Linked DNA regions of Homo sapiens: region 1 is linked to region 2. A link is a loop called in an ENCODE intact Hi-C map of the cell type or tissue named here. Cell type or tissue: sigmoid colon. All regions are shown on one strand. Each heading gives the region's core, and the rest is flanking DNA. Links, peaks and the distances in the headings are about the cores only. Region 1 overlaps DCLK1 (doublecortin like kinase 1). Region 2 holds the start of LOC105370163 (a long non-coding RNA gene).

What was found. Peaks named below come from ENCODE experiments on the same cell type or tissue, not always from the same donor. Only the 100,000 strongest peaks of a DNase experiment are listed, where the experiment ranks them.
Region 1: it touches region 2 in a loop (7-fold over the local background); 1 of 110 quality-filtered maps calls a loop at or near these places.

The regions. Positions count from the first base shown.
Region 1 is chr13:35,775,281-35,785,076 of GRCh38, reverse strand. All of the region lies in intron 16 of DCLK1 (doublecortin like kinase 1), which reads left to right. Among named protein-coding and RNA genes, the nearest start is that of LINC00445, 82 kb to the right of the region's middle. In sigmoid colon, for the core only: no CTCF peak of the experiment used is centred there; no DNase peak of the experiment used is centred there.
Region 2 is chr13:35,854,032-35,863,827 of GRCh38, reverse strand. It overlaps DCLK1 (doublecortin like kinase 1), which reads left to right. Exons shown (of 17, transcript NM_001330071.2): 6 at 9,235-9,329. It overlaps LOC105370163 (a long non-coding RNA gene), which reads right to left and starts at 5,763. Exons shown (of 3, transcript XR_941855.3): 1 at 5,682-5,763. RefSeq lists enhancers at 4,731-5,270, 5,813-6,352, 7,087-7,959, 7,304-8,503, 7,960-8,833. In sigmoid colon, for the core only: no CTCF peak of the experiment used is centred there; a DNase peak (open chromatin) is centred at 4,949.

The sequences.
Region 1 (9,796 bases), core at 2,312-6,311, 78 kb after region 2:
GTTGAGTTCTCAGGCAAGATGTGACTAAAATGTGCATATTGGATTCAAGCACCGTCCTGAAACAGTGAGTAATGAGGCAGAGCGGTGATGGCCGCGCTGTCATGCTCGGTTGTTAAAAGGAATGGGGTCAGTTAAACGCATCTTGCTCCGTGCAGGTTTGAGAAAACTGTTCCCCTGGAAGCCAGGGAGGAACCTCCGTGTGGTGTGAGAAGGGATGTAGGGCCCGCCTCGGCCAGAAGCAGCCAAATGTACACAGCAAGTTGCAATGCATTGCAGGTTGCTCGGTGGCTAGTTGTCCTGGCTTTGCTCTGCAGAGTGAGAACGCTGTCCCCGGGGACAGCCAGAGCATGGTTGGCAGCCAGGGCAGATGCTCCACCCACTCCAGAGGCTCCCTCTGTAACACAGAATTTGGGGGATTCAGTTTAACACATCGAAAAGTCATAGATTTAAACTTCAAAACCACTCAAACTGTGATTAGAGAGAAGTCTCAGGAAAGTAGTTAGGATTGGTCTTGCAGTTGTACCTTGTACCCAAGCATGAGCTATTAGGCCATAGGCTCAAAAGATGAGTGATACTATGCCTGTTGTGGCGTGAAGGTCACCAAGGGTCATTGGAAAGAACATGGGAATGGTGAAACATCTGCATTACATTTCCCAACTCAAACAGGTTGCTCACTGAGGTTTTATTTTCTTTTATTTTGTTTTCAGAGGCCCCTTAAGAGAGGATTCCAATGACATATAAGTCTTTTTAAAATTTAGCTTACTTATTACTAAAAATGAGAAAATGTCATGGCATTCCAAGTCTTAATCATTGAGTGTAAACTGAAGAGAGATTTTAACATTTTCCTAAGATTCCTGATGATTCTAGATTGACTGAAAATTGTGTAGTATCATATTTATTCTGCCCTTGCCTCAGAATCTCTTTCCCTCATTTTGACTTAAAAGTAAACATCTATGCTCTTTTCTACATATTCATTCCTGCCATACTTTGTGAATGCTCCTTAGTGAGGTTCATTGAGAGGATAGAGGCTTTATGAGGTATAAATGCACAGGAAATCATACATAAAGAACGTAATTATAAGTATCAACACACCTTTTGCTAAGAAAGGGTGTAAGTATTCATAGGCTGAAATAAACAATTCTCAAATATATGTCAGACACATGACACTTTTAGAAATTAAACAGTCTTGGAGGCTGGGCGCGGTGGCTCACACCTGTAATCCCAACACTTTGGGAGGCCGAGTTGGGTGGATCACCTAAGGTCAGGAGTTCAAGACTAGCCTGGCCAACATGGTGAAACCCCGTCTCTACTAAAAATACAAAAAATTAGCTGGGCATGGTGGTGGGCACCTGTAATCCCAGCAACTCAGGAGGCTGAGGCAGGAGAATCATTTGGGCCCGGGAGGCGGAAATGCAATGAGCCGAGATCACACCACTGCACTCCAGCCTGGGCAGCAAGAGCGAATCTCCGTCTCAAAAAAAAGTCATGGAGATTGAGATTCAATTAACTTAATTAAAGATTGGCAGCCCAGTGTACAGAGAGAGTGTGGCTTTGGAGTCAAGAAGCCCTGGGTTTGGATCTAGTCCGCCCCATTTCCTGCAGTAACCTTGGGCGAGTTACATTCTCTGTCTGATTTTCCACACCTACGAAAAGGTGAAGAGTGTTATCCACCTTCCAAATTTGTGGTGAGAATTAAATTAGCTGCTTGTGCAAAAGTGCTTTCACACACCCCAGCCCAAAGAAGAAACTAAAAAAAAAAAAATTTGCTTTCTGTTTCCCTCACTTCCAAGAGCAAATCACCCACTCCACAGATTTTCCTGAGAAAACTGATGTCTCTCCAGAGAGAGGCATTTGTTACTAAAGTAGAATCATAAACTGTTTTAATGCTCTGATTAGAGTAAACCGCTCAGTAATGTATATGTTTATATTTCTTGTGAGCATTTGCGGCATTATGTTTTACCTGAAGTAGCTATAGCCAAAAATTCTGATGAAGTATAAGTTTAAAATGTGATCCTCTAGGACAGGGCTTGGCAAACTATGGCCAATGGGCCAAATCTAGCCCACTTCCTTTTTTTGTAAATAAAGTTTTATTGGAACACAGTCACACACATTCATTTACAAACTGTCTATGGCTGCCTTTGCCCTACAGCAGCAGAGTTGAGTAGTTGAGTCAGAGAAACATGTGGCTTGCACAACTTAAAGTATTAACTATCTGGCCCTCTCCAGAAGAGTTTTCCAACACCCTTTCTAGGGGGAAAATATGTCTAAATTAAAAGGCACCATCTGTACAAATGCAAATTCCACAAGAACAGGATTAGGGCTTGTTAAAAACTATGTCTCCACTGCCTAGTAGAAGAGGCCTTCAATAAATATTTGTTAAGTTAACAAATAAATGATTGAACTCTCCGAAGAAGGGACCATTTTTTCACTGATTTTTTCAGGATAGACATGTTTTTGAAGAATTTGGGATACATCAAAGTTTGGGCAATCAAATCACATATGAGATGCTCTAAAATAACATCCCACTTTTAGCAATCCAGGACTAAGCTTTTTGGCAAGGTTAAAATGGTTTCTGCAATTAAAGGAACTATCCCTGACTTACTTGCTTTGTAGGCACTAAATTTTCATAGATTTTCTTAAGGCAGACTGTGCTTTTGGTTCATGTTTAGTTTACTGATATGATGGAGAACAAACATGGCAATTCCGCTGAGGTTGGGCTCCTATAAGAAAATCAGGGGCTGTCGGGCAGAGGAAGCACACAAATTTTGTCCTGAGCTCAACCGCCACCAATTGGCTGTAATTTTAACTGTCTGATGGGAGGCCATCAGAAACCCACTGCAGAGCTAGGCCAATTTAAGACTCTATTAAGAACCAGGTCAGCAGGAGAAGCCTATGTTTAAGATTAGTAGTGCAGAAGCATAAGGTCAGCTCTCCCAGGAAAATGGGGAATAATATTTAAGATAGTCTTGCCAAGAAAGTAAGCAGCTTGGAAGGCTACTCAGTTGCATCCCAAGAAGGCCTCCTTTTGCCATTTTGATGGTCATCTTTAAGAAAAGCCATGCCCTGTCTTCAGATACTGTGTCATTTCTGGCAAGACCTCAAAAGGATATGAAAGCAAAACAAAACAGAACTGCAATAAGCCTGAGAGTAAGCCCAATAAAATGAGGAGGGTGGATATTTCAATCGATTTGTCAGTTTAATTTTACTAGCAAGCAAAACATTTCCAAACTGACAAGCAAATCGTAATGTAGTCCCCACAGAGTAAGGGTAAGCAAAAGAAAGGGTTCCTGAGATTAATGTCCCAGCAGCTGCATCCCCAGTTCAGTCTCCTAGGTAGCATGAATAATGGATGGGCTAAAAGGCAAAATGCACAATAATGTTCTTTTATTAATGAAATGAAGACTATATGTGATGGCTAGCAATAAATTAAGAAAAGCAAAAAAGGAAAAGCAGTCAATGTTTGCCTCTGAAAAATGCAGTTACTTAAATCCAATAATTACTGCCATGACAGAAACCATTGCCTCACAATGAAAGTGAGTACATCTCTTGTGAATCCTGCAAGCATTGCGGAACAGAAACATGTTTGGTCCATAGACTGTAAGGCCTATTGTTTGCTAAGAGAAAAACATAACCCATTAAGTAGATTGATGGTGATATTAAGAATATTCATAGAATTTCATAGGTGAAAGTTTCCCTAGGGATTATGCACAATAACCCCCTTTCAGTCTATGGACCTGGAAATTGGGGCTCGATGTGGTTAGAAAACATGTCCAAGGTCACATAATTAGCTGAACTAGGACAAAAAGCTAATTCTCCTGACTTCCACCTACTGCTGCTTCCAAGGGGATTAAACTTAAGCTACCAGACAAGACAAGCATAGAGACGTGGGGTGACTCAGACCGGCAAAACCTAAGCTAATGCTTCAATTCATGTTCTTGATTATTCCTGACCTTCCTCCTCTATGCTATGTTTTTCCTTTAACGTTAGACATACCAGATGGGTAGTTCATATGTCTTTATACTGATTTTCCCAATTTAATGTCAGAACGAAGGATTTAAACTATCTGAGCACATGTGGAGGATACTGTCATTTCATTGTAACAGAAGAGGCCACAGGCCAAATTCAGTAGATGTATCCTTTATGGGAATAAATCTGATAATAGGCAAGCACTGTCTTTTATTTATGTATGCCTGGTGTTACGGCAGGCACCAACACGATGGGGATGGATTTCCCTAAGATTTTCAGCTACCACATGTGCAGCCACCTGAGTTGCTGAGATAGCTGGCATTATTTTACCGTTCCTCTGCTTTCACACTTGATCTAGCATCTGCTAAGGGCTTTGTGATAAGCCAGGGCTTACAGATTGTGGTAGGAATATGCGGTGTTTCTTCTGGATAGGGCAGGTTTATATTAGTCCATTTCTCTATACCATTTTATTTAATCAACCATGTGTTCTCTCTTTACCAGCTTCCCCCAAGCCATCATTACTCAGCTCTCACCCAGTACCCAGCATGGCAGTCACTATTGTGCACATATCTGAAGTAACTAGGTTAGAGCTGCATCCTTGGTTACCACTGGTCAACTCCAGAATCTCAAGAGATTTCTTGCTTACCTCTAACCTGTGATAATTAGCACCAAAATGTGATAATGCACTCTTCAGAGTCTCTTAGGATCTCTTAGTGAAGTGGTAACTTACTAAGGAAACACTTGGGAATTCTACTGCAAGCCTATTCATGTAGGTTCCAACAAAGCTACAAACTGTGAACAAAATAACTAATAAAATAATAAATCTGTTAGGAACTCTTAAGTGTTCATGGAGCCTCAAGCCTATACCTGAGGACATACTTAATTTACAAAAATAGGCGTTCTGAAGAGACCCTATTTGCTTGATGTCTGGGGATTTTTTTGTGATTGATAAAGAGTAAAGCTAGCCATACACACACACACAAAATCAAGTTGACTCTTGAGGACTCCCCTGCCTAAAAAAATAGTAAAGCTGCCTTTTAGAAATGGTTGAAAGGGCTCACACTCTGAAGTTGTGATGCAGGATTTCAGAGGAACAAATTATGTTTCAAATGCTTTTTTTTTTTTCAGGGGCGGGGAAGAAATTTTCAATTGGATTACATGTTTTATGAGTATACCTTGTAAAAATTATATATTAGCCTACAGTGCTATTTCCTTGGTAACTTCATCTGTCCCAAACTGCATATATGGGCTACAGAATTCAATTGGAAAAGATGAACTGCATATATTTTAGAGTCAAGTTAATTTTGTAGCCACAAACTTCTAAACATCATACATGACAGTGTTTAGTATGATAAGAAATTAGACCACAATAAATGCTTGTAGGATGAGTGAATTCATAAGAGAATTTTAACTTTATCTGACATAAGAATTTGGTCATATTTGAAGCATAAGTTATAGTCTTAAATATTGACTCTTAATACTTTTTACTTCTTTTTTGTGTTGGAGTTGCTTTGAATTCTATTTTTTGCTATTGTTATTATTCAGAAAGTATATAGTCCCCTAAAATAATGCCGTATTCACTAAGAAATGTTTAATACACACTTAATATGTGTGCCACAGTCTACTAATCATCTGGAAAATGCAAAGAAGTTTCAAATTCTACCATAGAGTAGTTGGCAAGGTATTTGGGGAATATGCAAAGAAAAATAATAGAAGGTCAGTGTGCAATTAATTCCCAAAAGTTTGGTCAAAACAATTCTTGCCTAAGGAGTTTAGGAAGAAAATATATGGTACAGGTGGTAAAATTTGATCAAGTCTTCAAGAATAAATAAATTGGCCGGGCGCAGTGGCTCACACCTGTAATCCCAGCACTTTGGGAGGCCGAGGCAGGTGGATCACCTGAGGTCAGGAGTTCGAGACCAGCCAGGCCAACATGGTGAACCCCTGTCTATACTGAAAATACAAAAATTAGCCAGGTGTGGTGGTGGGTGCCTGTGAACCCGGGAGGTGGCGGTTGCAGTGAGCCAAGATTGTGCCACTGCACTCCAGCCTGGGCAACAAGAGTGAGACTCCGAGAAAATAAAAATAAATAAATAAATAAATTTGAGTGGGCAGAGAGAGAAAGAGAGGTAATTTCATGTTGGCGAGTACCTTGAACCAAGAGGTAGATGTGAGAATGATTAAAGTACATTCAGAGATACATCAGTTTGGACTGTTTTTATGGCAAGTGAAGAAAACCAAAACCAAACTGGCTTAAGTGAAAAAGGAAATGTATTCTTTTACATAGCCTGAAAGATTCACAGGTTGAGTCTGAGTTCAGTGATGGATGGATCCAGCACTCAGTTAATGCTTGGTTTCTTGACATCCTCCAACCCTGCCTCCCTGTGTTGGCTTTAGTGTTGGACTTCACATGGTTCCCAGGATGGGAGAAGCAGCTCCAGGCCTGCCAGTCTCTCAAAATTGGGATTCATTATAAATGTGAAGTTCCAGCAAAAGTCTTACCATGTCCTATTGATGGGGTCGGGTGCCCATCTTGGGCCATTCATGGGTATTGGGGAATGCAGTAAACTCAGGCTTACTCCTGAGTCACAAGCCCACCCCAACCCTACTCCCAGAGATAGGAGTAGGGTCAACTTCATCAGGATCATGGAATGTGGGAGTGAGGAGGTATGCAAAGGGAAATTAAGGTATAGTTAACCATAGGCAGAGTAAACAGATGCTGTGCTTGAAAATCAAGTGTCCAGTAAAGGAAGACAATGAGTCTACTGATGCCATAGGATCATTTTGAGTAATAATAGGTATACACCCTGGAAGTTTTTATTGGAAGCACATTGCAAAGGCTGGGACAAGGAATTGGGCTTTATGAGGAGCTGTAAATAAATTGGACCTTGTAGAAATTGACCTGACAGCTGTGTGCAGAATGGACCGGAAGGTGGGTGCTCCAGAGAGAAGCAGATCACCTCTATTGTACTTTCTCATATCTCAAAAGCCACAAAGTTTTTGAAGAGAGAGAAACAGATCACTTCCATTATACTTTCCCATCTTTCAAATGCCACAAAGTTCGTAGAATATCTACTGTGTGCTGTGAACTGTGGAAAACACAGAGACGATGTCCAACGCTTGACCTTGGTCCTCCAAAGAGTCTACAAAGTGGTAGGGAAAACAGTTAATTAGGATCAATTATGGTGCAGGCAGGATGAACAACGATAATGGTACTAGACTGTCATGGAAACAGAGAAGGAAGAAGTTCCTAAAATACTTTCTCTAAGCAGAGTGGGCGGGGGCCCAGAAGGAGAGACCTGTAGTCAGAGACACCCTCTGGAACATCTCTGAGAGCAGGTCAGTTGGGAATCCTCAATGCTGGTTTGAGAATATTATGAGGACCTGAGGGGTGGAAAACTGCACCTCTGTCATCAGACTCAGGTCTCCTTAGGAATTTATGAGCATCAAAATTCAGAATGTGTACACGGGATTGTGTACATGGTGGATCCTATCTGCTCTACAAAGAGAAGTTTCTCTGATCATCAATGTGGAGAAGCCACTGTCTTTTGGTCTTTGATACTACCTGTGGCCAATGTCTTTCCCTAGCTCATGCTGGCTGGGAACAGAGAAGGGTTGAGCTGCTGGGAGTGCAGTGACTTTAATTTATCATTTCAATAAACTTCAGAGTAAATGGGAAGAAACTGCTTGGGCTTTGCACAGGAGAAGACTGAGTTCTGTTCCTAGTTAGCAATGCACATGGGCAAGTCTCTCCACATGCCTAGGTCTCAGTTTCCCTGCCTGTAAAGACAGAACATTGGACAAAAATGCTTTATAAACCCTCATTCAACTTTAAGAGTCTGCAAATCCAATAGAGACAACCTTGAACCACTCATGACACATGCCCATGACCGTGATATATTTCCAAGAATACGTGTCATGAGGATCCTGGGGATCCATGCACCTGAAAGCTCAGGAGCATTTGTGCATGAGGTCTTATCTACAAAGGTGAACATTTAGAAAGCTGCTGAGTAGGGAAATCTGTAGGAGTGGCCAGAACTGACTACTTCAACAGGGACAGGGGAAGGGCTTTCTAGGCAGGACAAGTAAGGAAGAGAATATAATTGTTCTTACAAGGATTTGCAGAAATGAAGGTGAAAGTGAGCGTGAGGGGACCATCCAAGCATGGGCTCAATATTAAGTGCCACCAGCTTCTGCATAAACTGAATTACAGTATTTGTGGAGAATGGTGTATTTCAGTGGCTGCAGCCAAGAGTGTGAAGTATTGAGTGGATAATGGGGAAATGAAGTAAATATCAAGAAGGTGCCAGTGAAACTGAAGGAAAGAGGGAAAGTACTGAGTTAAATTCTAATGTGAGCTTTGTGCACATTGCTTTTCTATGACCTGCAGTTACTTGATTTTAAAACAGTGTCTTACATCAAATTGTAAACAAAAGAACACCTTACATTTCTGGGAGTCTTGGCTGTTTAGAAAGCATTTGCACATCCATTTCTACCTACAGCAACTCTGTGAGAGTGGAAAGGTGCTTCTTATTTAAAAGATGAGAAACCTGGGTGGATGGTCAGCAATGGACAGAGTGGGACGCAAAATCCCTGACCACAAACCTGATGTGCTTTTCTTCCCCACATCTGACTGCCTCTGTTCACAAGTCAGAATTCATTCCAATGCCAATGACTTTTTTCTTTCTCAAGGAGGTAGAAATAGAAAGATTTTTTATGGCCAAGAGGTGTTTATATTACTTTTGGATTAACTACAAAATGCTTTTTATGTAAGACAGACTAAATAGACGTCTGTTTTTTTTACAAACATTCAACTCTACACAAACAGAACATTTCAGTTTGCTTTGAAAGCAAAATACCATGTGTCGTAACTTTACAATGTTTTAAATAAAGTTAGGAATTTGGGTTTATGATACTGAAAATATCATAAAATCAATAGGTTTAAGACTAAGAACTATATGAGGATCCTTAAAAATTCAACAAGAATCAAAGGTAGACGTTTCAACAGACCAGTTACTGAATCATTGTATTAACAATCTAGTGAGACAAGAAGTGAATTATTGAAGTTTATCTTCCTCATTGGTTTGTAACCCTGTTCATTCAGTGTGTGGATAGTTTCTGAAGTAGAGCAGTTCAGCCTAACGAAGCCATTTACTGTACTGGTTCTACACACTGCCTCTCTTTATCTCTTTATTACTTCATTTTGGAACTTTGATTGGCCTATTTTAGATCTAAGATTGCCCTAATGCTATACTGCAATTGTATGAGGGGCTTAGTTTTCACTTTGTTCTCAGAACCAGGCTGGCTGTAAATTTATCTCTGTTCTTTGAAGGAGCTAACAGTAAATTTTCAAGAGGAAAAATGGTGGCATATATCCCTGTAGAAGAAAAGTAATCTCTTAAAAGCAGAATAACCTCCAGGCTACATCCTTTTTAAGGGGGATTTTCAAATAAGAACGCCTTCAACTTTTATATGTGTTCTATATTTTTCTTCAGACCTCATACCTACTCTTCTGCTTTCTGTGTAAGGTTTCTCTGTAATGACCCCATTTTTCCCCCACACCCATTAAATCTGTGATGAAGTCATGCTGTCCCCCATTCTGATGTCATGATAACATCCAGAGCTACAGGCAGATAACACATCCGGGGAATCATCGGAGGTCTCCTCAGGAAATTGAGGCATAGAGACTGGGAGTTGGAATACCTACAAAATTGAATCTCAGTTTCATAAATTACCAAATACTATGATGAAAATGAACTTTGTAAAGTGAAATCCGTGGGAAGGTTTCCACTTGGTTTAATTGCATTCAAAGCAGTGTTCAATTTCAGGC
Region 2 (9,796 bases), core at 2,877-6,876:
GAAGTGAAGAGAATTCTAATCAGCTCACTACTAGTCCAGTTTGTCAAATTCTTTTGATTTATATCAAACACCTTCAAAGGCAGATTGCCAGCTATTAATTTTGAGTTCAGTCTTTTCCTTTAGTGTAGAGAATTCAGCCTTATACAGTCTATGGAGAATCTTTTTTGCTTTGGAGCTCCAAGGAAATTGTTGAGAACAAAATGCATCAAGAAAATCGAGAGGTTGGTGATTCATCCCTTGTGTCTTTGGAATTTCTGGCTGCATGTAAGGCTCATCCCTCCTTCCATTTCTCCTTTCTCTGCACCCACCAATTCTTCCTAGTGTTCACCCCAGCAGAACCTCCAAAGATACTCTTCAAAGCCTTTAACCATTATCTTGACTTACTGTCTACTTGGGGGCAGCAACCTACATCAACTGCTTGTATAAATTTCTCACAGTTAATGCCCCAGGTTAATTAAATATTTCCTGAGTATCTACTGTGTTCCAGACATGCATTAGGTCCCAAGGGTGCAAAGATGATTAAACCACAGTCCTTGCCTTCAAGTTGCTTATATTATAGTAGGGAGAGAAACATATACAGCCATGTGTTGCTTGATGATGGGGATGTGTTCCAAGAAATGTGTTATTAGGCAATTTTGCCATTGTGTGAACATCCTAGAGTGTACATACACAAACCTAGATGGTATAGCCTGCTACACACATGGCTATGTGGTATGGCCTATTGCTCCTAGGCTATAAACCTATACAGTATGTTATTGTACTGAATATCCTAGCAATTGTAAGCAATGATAAGCATTTGCACATCTCAACAGGTGTAAACATAGAAAAGGTGCAGTGAAAATACAGAATTGTAATCTTGTGGGACCACCATCGGATATATGGTCCCTTGTTGACCAAAACATTGTTTTGTGGTACTTGACTGTATGCATGTAACTATAATAGTGTAATAAGTGCTGTGATGACCTAGAGGAAACAGGTTAGATCTCATTAATAGGGTCAGAAAGCTCTTCCAAGAGAAAAGGATTTATAAATTTGGATGTAAAAAAGGGCCAGGAGGACATTCCCTCCCAGTGTGAGCTAAGGCACAAAGACATTAAACTATATGGCATAGTTAGGGAATAGTTGCTTGTTCAATAAAAATGCAGGATAGAATTCTAAGAAAGAGTTGGAAAGATGGTGGTAGCCCCGTTGGTTGTGGTCAAATTGCACAGGGTCGTGGAAGTATGTTTGTGCTGTAGATTGTAGGTATTATGAAGTGAAAGGGGATTTTTCACAGTGCCATGAAAGATCGCAGTTGAGTTTTGGAAACAGTGGCATGGCGGTGGAAAAAATTGCTACACATGAAAGGCCAAGGGCCAGGAAGGCTCTATGAGGCCATTGTAGTCATCCTGGAATGAAATTGTCAAGACAGAACCGAAAGAGCTGGGGGAGACCTCAAAGGGAAATGAAACCAGAAATTTAACTGGATGTGAGGCTAGAAGAAGAGAGAGGGATCAGAGATAGGAAGCAGGTTTGTTGGATGAGGAGAGGTAAGGAATGAGTTTCGTTTTAGACATGTGGAGTGTGAGGCGATTTGGAAATGTCTGTAAGCAATTGGAAATAAATAACTGTTCTAAGTCAGGAGATCTGCGCTAACAATATATATTTGGGAGACCCTGGTATATTGTAGTGATTTGAATAATAGAAACATAAGGTACCTCCCCGCTGCCTCAACAAGAGATTTGTAAAGATGAAAATGGAACCATGCATGGGGGAGGGAAGTCTGCATTTCTTTTTTTTTTTTTTTTTTTTTTTTGAGACGGAGTCTCGCTCTGTCACCCAGGCTGGAGTGCGGTGGGCGCAATCTCCGCTCACTGCTAGCTCCGCCTCCTGGGTTCATGCCATTCTCCCGCCTCAGCCTTCGAGTAGCTGGGACTACAGGTGCCCGCCACCACGCCTGGCTAATTTTTTGTATTTTTTTTTTTTAGTAGAGACGGGGTTTCACTATGTTATCCAGGGTGGTCTCGATCTTCTGACCTCGTGATCTACCTGCCTCGGCCTCCCAAAGTGCTGGGATTTCAGGCGTGAGCCACTGTGCCTGGCCAGAAGTCTGCATTTCTAAGAGCAATCAGCAGAAGCAGGGAAGAACAGTAAGAGTACAGGGACAGAAGTCAAAGGGGCAGAAAGTTTTGAGATGAAGGACGGGGCAGAAATGCTTGATGTTGAGATGTCAGGTAGCATGAGAACTGAATGGGGATCGTAGGATTCAGCAGTGAGGACACCACTGTGGCCTATGAAGGAATGGGCAATACCAGATGGCAGGGGGACCTGGTCTGGGAGTGTGATTTTTGGTGGTCACCGTGGGTCCTTTCCCAGGCTGGCTCCAGGCTTTACTCTAGCGGGAGCTGTCCTGCAGCGATTGGTTGGTAGGGATCAACCCCAGGACCCTCATCCACCCTGACCCTTGGTGCTTGTGGTCCCCAATTCCCCTATCATGACCATAGCCTGTTCTTGGATCCCAGCTGATAGGGATCAGATCCAAAAATTTCCTAATTTTACATCACAGGACTCTAGTTGGTCTTTTTTTATTGTTTAATTAAATTTTTTTTCTTGTACCCCAAATCATCACCAACTCTTTTCTCTCCACCCTGTCCACACTCAGTGGGTCACCATTCTCCCTATGGTGATGCCATTGCTGGCTGGTGTCCTCCCACTTTATCTTACATCTGCCCTGGGCACCAATGTCCAACCTGCTGCCATCACCTGTTGTGTGCCAAATAAAGTCTGAACTTGTTCTCAAGTGAAGGACATCTTCCTTTCCACTCATGTCCCCCATTTCTTCTCTGGACCCATGCTCCATCCTAGAAACAAATTTAAATTGTCCCCAGCTTGGGCTTTTCCACCTCATCCCTTTATTCCTCTCACTTGGCCTAGCTAGAATGTCTTCCTCTGTCTCTTCAGCTGTCTAAAGCCCACTCACCCAATTTGGCCCTGCAGACCTCTGCCACTTTCCCGGATCACCTCGCTGTCCAGGGTCTTCCCCAGCCCTGCAGTACTGCAGCAGCTGATTCACAGATGACACGTTGCACCACCTTGCTCAGTTGTAAAGTCTGAGAGCAGGGGTTCTTTGTGCATTCTACAGTGACTGTGAGTTCATGGTAACTACTGGGTAAATGTTGACCACATGAATGAATTGAGAAACACTAGGAGCTGTTGCCTAAATTTCCTGAGGTTTGGAGCCTTTGTAAGTATTTATTTAAAAAATTAATTCACAGAGCTGTGTCCCTGTCTCCCTCTCCTCTGTTCCTGGGGCCCCTCCTTCCCATTATTCTCAGTAGATGGTTTCTTTGAATTGGACCCATTGTCTCAGTTCAAGAAGAGGAAACAGACATGGAGAAAATCAGAGCTCCACCTCACCTATGAGGTGAGCACCCAAGAAGCTAAAATTAGGGAAAAAGTACGTCTTCTTCCCTCTGTTAGGTAGTTGTCTCTTTTCTCTTGGTCTCAACTGATTCCCTATGCACCCCCCACCCCCTGCATTTTTTTTCCTTCTCAATAATGTGGCAAGCAAGGAACAAAAGCTGAGAAAGAGATTTTAGGGAATGAACAGCCTACACCATGATTAGGGAGTAAAGGAGAGTCTAAGGCAGGAAGCCAGATCTCCCTGGCAGCGTGCCTGAATCGCCACCCCCAAACCCAAGGACACACACATATATGCAAACACATTCTCTCCCCAAATCTTGACAAGTGCAGCACCAGAAATAAATGAGCCTCCTTAAGTGCTAAAAGAAGACAGGGAAACAGTAAGGTGGATTTCACGTCCAAAAAGTTGCACATCTTTTAATTAGATAGTCTCGCTTGGAGATTTCTCTAACTTCAGAACCAATTTGAGACACTTACTAACATTCAGCTTTCACTTGGTGTCTGAGACTTTTAGGAACGCGACTGCAAAAAGAAGTGTTAACCTACATATGCGTGGAAAGTCATTTAAAAGGGCAATGAATTTGTAAATTAAGCCAAGTATTTCCAAATTCTAGATTTTTTAAAGTAACTTTGATGTTTAATCATAAGCATCTTGGGGACAGGGAGCAATAAGAATCTAGCATGTACTAAGTGTACACTACGTGTGCTGATAGGTTGATATCTAGGGCCCTGGACTCGTGGCTCCAGTTAGTGAAGAAGAGTTGGTTCACCTGTCTGAAATGATGAAGGAAAAGGTGGATCTGCACACTTCCTGAGGAGTATTATTCAACAATGCGCTGTGACCGGTATATGCTGTTGGATCCCTGACAGGCTTAGGTGACAGCTGAGTCGAAATAAAGGAGGGTCATGTACCGTCGGGAGGGATAGAAGTCAGCTCTGCAGTGAGATTTCTTCCACAGCTCTTTGGTGGCCAGTGATGTTAATTGGTCATCATGGTATCAGTGAATGATCCATTTTGAAGTTGAGCACTTCTCATTCAAGGGTAACAAGCACAGCAAAGGATGACATTTCCTATTTTTTAAAATAAGAAAATGTACCTATACAGATAAAAGCAAAGGAGACCAGAACTGGGTAAAGGCAGCGGTTCTAATGAGTTCTTTACTAATTCAGAGTTTAGTGGATTCAGATTGAAATAATTAATTGTTCAGCCCTGCTTGGCTGTTTAACAACAACCGTGTTAGTTTAATTGTTCCCATTCAAGATAAAGAATTGTGTAATAAGGGCCTCTGAAAAAATAATGCCATTTTAAGTTGAATTTTAATAAGTTCTATTAAATAAGTCACAAAGCCTTGTTATGGCACTTAGAAACTTCTGGCATTACAGAGTAAAAACCAAGTGTACTCAGTACATGTGTCAAACTTATTTATGAAAGAAAATTATTTATCCCAGCAGTGATTCAACAAGAAGGTGTGTAATGCTTTCTGGATGTCAAGAACCATTTTAAGAAGTTGCTAATGCTCTTCTGTATGGCCAAGAGGAAGAGTCTGAACAGAGCTCTGACCCTAAGAGTACATGCTGTTCCCAATGTTCAGACAAGTTGTGTTCCAAAAGCATTTGATTGTAAATGACTTGTCTGGCACTTGAGTTTCATTTTTCTAGAGATGGCGATGCAAATAGAAGCACTGAGCCCAGTGGTTTTATTAGGTTGGTGCAAAAGTAATTGCAGTTTTTGCTTTACTTTTAATGGCAAAAACCACAATTACCATTGCAATAACCTTGCCTAAAGGAGGCAGATCCGAGTGTCCCGGTGGTAGAGAGAGAAGCCTAGGCATCCTCAGCCCTGCAGATGCTAGGAGGGTTCTGGACATGCCCTGAGGTGCCAGGACCAGCCACTCATGGGAAAAGTGCAAAGTTTTTTGAGTAAGACCTAAATGAAATCCAGCTTTAACTCTGCCATCTTCCAGCTGTTTGTCTTTGGACAAGTTACCTGACTAAACATGTTTCTTCATCTAAAACAGAAAACATTGCACCAACTTACATGGCAGAACTGATGTTACCTAAGGTGCTTCCGTTCAAAGTGTCCAAACTCTCTGTCCTTGCAAACATGCTCCCTTTTGGCCTTAATCTTCTACAGCCAATCAATTACCAGGTTCTATAGTTTTTACCTCTTACATTTCTCTGGAACGTTTCCGTTTACCTCCACCCCATGACACTACCCTAGATCAGCCACGTCAGCATCTCTACCATAGGACCCTTAAATGTGCCCCACTCTCTCCTACCTTGACATTCTCCTTGCACCCAGTATTGTTTCCCTCTAATCCATTCTTGACAGGGCAAGAGCTGGAGAGCATTTTCAAATGCAAGCCTGATCCTGTGGCGCCTGCTTAAAATCTTTGTTTTTGTTTTTGTTTTTCTTCTCATTGCCCTTTGGATAAAAACCAAACTCCCTAACATGAATTTTAAAGCACTACTCACTATGCGGCCCCTGCCTCCATCTCATTCCTGACATTCCTCCGCCTCCAACCCCACATACTTGCTTTACTTAGTTATTTAAGTCTCTTCAGTGTACCACACTGGCCTCCTTTCTCGTATCCAGCCCTGAAACAGGAGATCCCTGGGCTGAGGACACTTTTCCTTCATTGTGCCCCCCTTGCTTCACCAGGCTAACTTCTGTATCCACTGCCCTCTGTGAAGGGCGTAGGCCAACTCTCACTGTTGGTTATTAGGATTCCAATTGCAACACCCAATACTTCTGTTAATGGCTGTTGTGATACCTCGGTTCTTGTCTTCTTAGTTTAAAAGAATTTAAACAAAAGACACACAGCAAAGGAGATGCGGCAGAGAGTCATTCACTGCAAAAGGAAAAGAGTATTTTGAAAGTTAGATGCAGAATAGACAGTATACCCTGAGAGAGAGAGTTCAGGGTGGGCTGCTTGCAAGGGTGAGGCAGTGTTGATTATTGCTAGAGAAACCCCCTTTGTGGGAGTCTTACATGATAATTCATAAGGAGTTGGGAAGAGGTGTTGCTAGTAAGCATGTTCTGGGTGGTCCTCTGGGTGCACATGCACTGTAGCTGTATGTTTGTGTTCATATATCACATGTCTCATTAGCATCTTAAATCTCCACCCAGGGGTGTGTTTTTTACTATAAATGAGCAAAGGGTCAGTTTGATGACAATTAAAATCAAAATGCACATGCCCTAGAGAAGGGACAGTCCCTCCTGAAGATAGCTTTGCTTAAATGAGCTCATTTATGATGTGAATGCCAAGGCTTATTGTGTTGGCTGTGAGGTCACCACCAATGCTGCATCCCGAGAACATGGTCACTTCCTTGACTAACTATCCTGCCTCACTTCCCCTCTCAAAATACTTTATTGTAATTCTAGCTTAGTTCTCTGGTTTACCTGTAGGTTAAAGGGCTGGCACAGTAAGGCAAGGTAGTAGTAAGACTGCAGGTTTTGAACTGCCTAGGTTAGATTTTAGGCTCTGCTCCATATTTGCTTGTGAAATGACTCATCATCTGTAAGCCTCAATTTCCTCACCTGTAAAATGGGTGGAAATGATGCTGCCAATCTTATAGAGTTATTCTGTGAGTTAAATGATGTAATATATATACATACTGATGCACACAGATGCATATATGTTCATATATAAAAGGTCTAAGTGCATTGACTGGTGCATAAAAATGCCTTCAATAAAAATAAATGTCTTTCAAAAAATGCCTTAAAAATACACATACAATGGATACTTACTAAATACTTACAGGCTTTTATTGTTTTGTTTTGCTTTTTAAAGCAAGGTATTCCTGAGACTGTTTTCTTGTGAGCCCTTTGTCTCTTTTTCTTCATTTTCCATTAGCTGGATAAGATCAGAGTCTCAAAGTGAAAAGTGTTAACACTGTGTTTGCTTCCCTATTTGCTCATTTTTTCCCTCCAATCTATGTAGCCTTTACGTATGACATAAAGATGTGCAGTAGAATGCGGGTGGGTAAAGAAAATATTATATTCACAAAATGTGTTCTCCAGCCAACCAGTAAGGCATCCCTTTCTTACTAGTTATAGGCTCTGCTTCTGCCCTTGTCTTTAATCCTTTTCTATTTCTGAGCCCCTTCCTTAGAGGCTACTGGCTGAGGAAGTCTAATGTGATGAGGTCCGAGCGTGAAGTTCACTCAGCAAAGACAGGATGGTGGCATGCAAGCAAATTAAAGCATTCTCAGCTTTCCAGTTCACTCTCTCTGCAAACAAACAAACAAAAATTCATAGCTTTTTAGGTTTCTATTTTTAGGAGTTGCCAAATACATTTCAAAAGCAAAACTACAAATTAATGCAGCATGGGGTATGTGACATTTTTTAAGGTCTTTGGAGGAGATGACAAAACAAGGAGCTTCCCACTTTCCAGGGTTGTAAGTTTTTGGGAAAACATCAAGTGCGAAAAATCAATAAACATCCTACCTTGCCACTGAATTGTGTGAGGGTTTCCTGATTACCTGGTAGTCACCAGGCTTTAGAAGAGTTATTGTCATTTCGATTTTCAGATGAGTCACTGGATCTCTTGCCCCCAGGGCCACTTCATTATGATTCAGTGCAAAGTACTGACAGCACTGGGGCTTCCGGAAGGGAGTGGTGTCGGGATGGGGGTTGCTGTTGGCAAGAGGCTTAATTGACACCTTTGATGTAGCCTAAGACAGAACCTGCACCTCCCACTGCTGCTTGGGAGACGTCAGCTTTACGCAGAAAAGGCATCTGCTGATGAATCCTGCATCTCATTCAGCCTGCTCTGGGAGCAGCCTTAGCCATCCTTAAACTCATCCAACCGATTCCCATTTCCGCGGGTGCTTGGCTTAGTGCTGAGACGGGATTCCGCCGTTGGTATTCAGGTCCAACACTAAGACTGTGTCCATGTTAGAACTCATAGAAGGTAAGTGAAATGCATTGCTGCTCTCCCTTGTGGAAAGCATTTATTTTGCACCCTCAAGAATCTATGTGTCTCCTGGTTAATTCTACTTCACTGACTGTGGGGCTGTAATGCCATTTTTACAGGTAAAATAGAGGTGACCTGATACATCTTTATAAAACCATGTCTTTAAGTGTTTCATCTGTTGTTAGAGATGATGTTACTTAGAGAAAAGAATGGCTTACTTGAGTTCTGTGGCTTTAGTTCAGTTTAGTGAAAATGTGCATAAAACTCTTGAGAACTGGGTAGAATTCCAGTGATTTGAACTTGTTAGCAGTTTTTCTTTTCAAAGGCAGCAAAGAGAAACTGTGAGGAGTTTCTCAGCGTCTGTGGCCAATGACTGTCCTGTTCAAGGCAGGTCCATCACAATCAGCCTAGGGGGATGGACAAGACACAGGTGGATGCAGGACATTTTTCTAGAAGTGAGTTATTAATTATACAAATACAGTGATCTATTTATCAGGTCACTGGAATGTCACTGGTGATCTGTGCTTATATTTATTCCTGCTGGGTAGTACTAGGTAGCTAAACTGAAGAGTTAAGGATTAATCTCATTGAAAATGTCTCAGGACCATACATTCCTAAAGTCCCTGCTGGCACAGTTAAAGACATCATTAATACATTCATCAGGAAAGTTGTGAAAGGTACATCTTAAAAAATAATTCTGTAACCTGCTGCTCTATGAAACACAGGATTTACAAAACTGTGACTCTCTGAAGGTTACTTCCCCAAAGCTGTTCCTCAGTGTACATATGGAAGGGTGTCTAGAGTTCTAGTAGATGGCTCTCTATATAATTGTTTATTTCTTGCAGAAGATGATTTGTCATGAAAATTATTTAACGTGCCATTTTTCTCTGTGTGTGATTCTTTGTATTTCTAGTTAATGGAACCCCTGGTAGTCAGCTCTCTACTCCGCGCTCAGGCAAGTCGCCAAGCCCATCACCCACCAGCCCAGGAAGCCTGCGGAAGCAGAGGGTAAGGAAATAAGCAAGCTGCTTGTTTCAGACCTGTCTCAGCCTTGGTGCAGACAGGTACAGGTGCCAGCAAATCGTGCTGCTCGTCTCTAGGCGATATCTAAGCTAGAACAGGAGGTGACCAATGAGGGGTTGCTTATTGCTTTGGTTTAGCTAGAACTCAGGGCTTTTAGCTTCTCTGTAACCTTGTCCAAATCTTAACTCTGAGAAGAATGCACCTTTGCTACTTCACTTTTACATACTCTCCTCTTTCTGTTCTGAATGCACAGGCTTTATTAGCACTAGTTTGTAAGCCTTCTTAGTTGTGATGAGTTTGATTAGATATCACCATTAAGGGAAAGAAGAAGTGCTGTGAATGGAGGGGAGGGCCCTGGTGGAAAATTGCTTATGGTATGGATGGGGCCCCAGAGCAGCAGAGGGTCCATGAGGTAGGGGATGGGAACCTATGACACGTGCTTTTGTGGATGA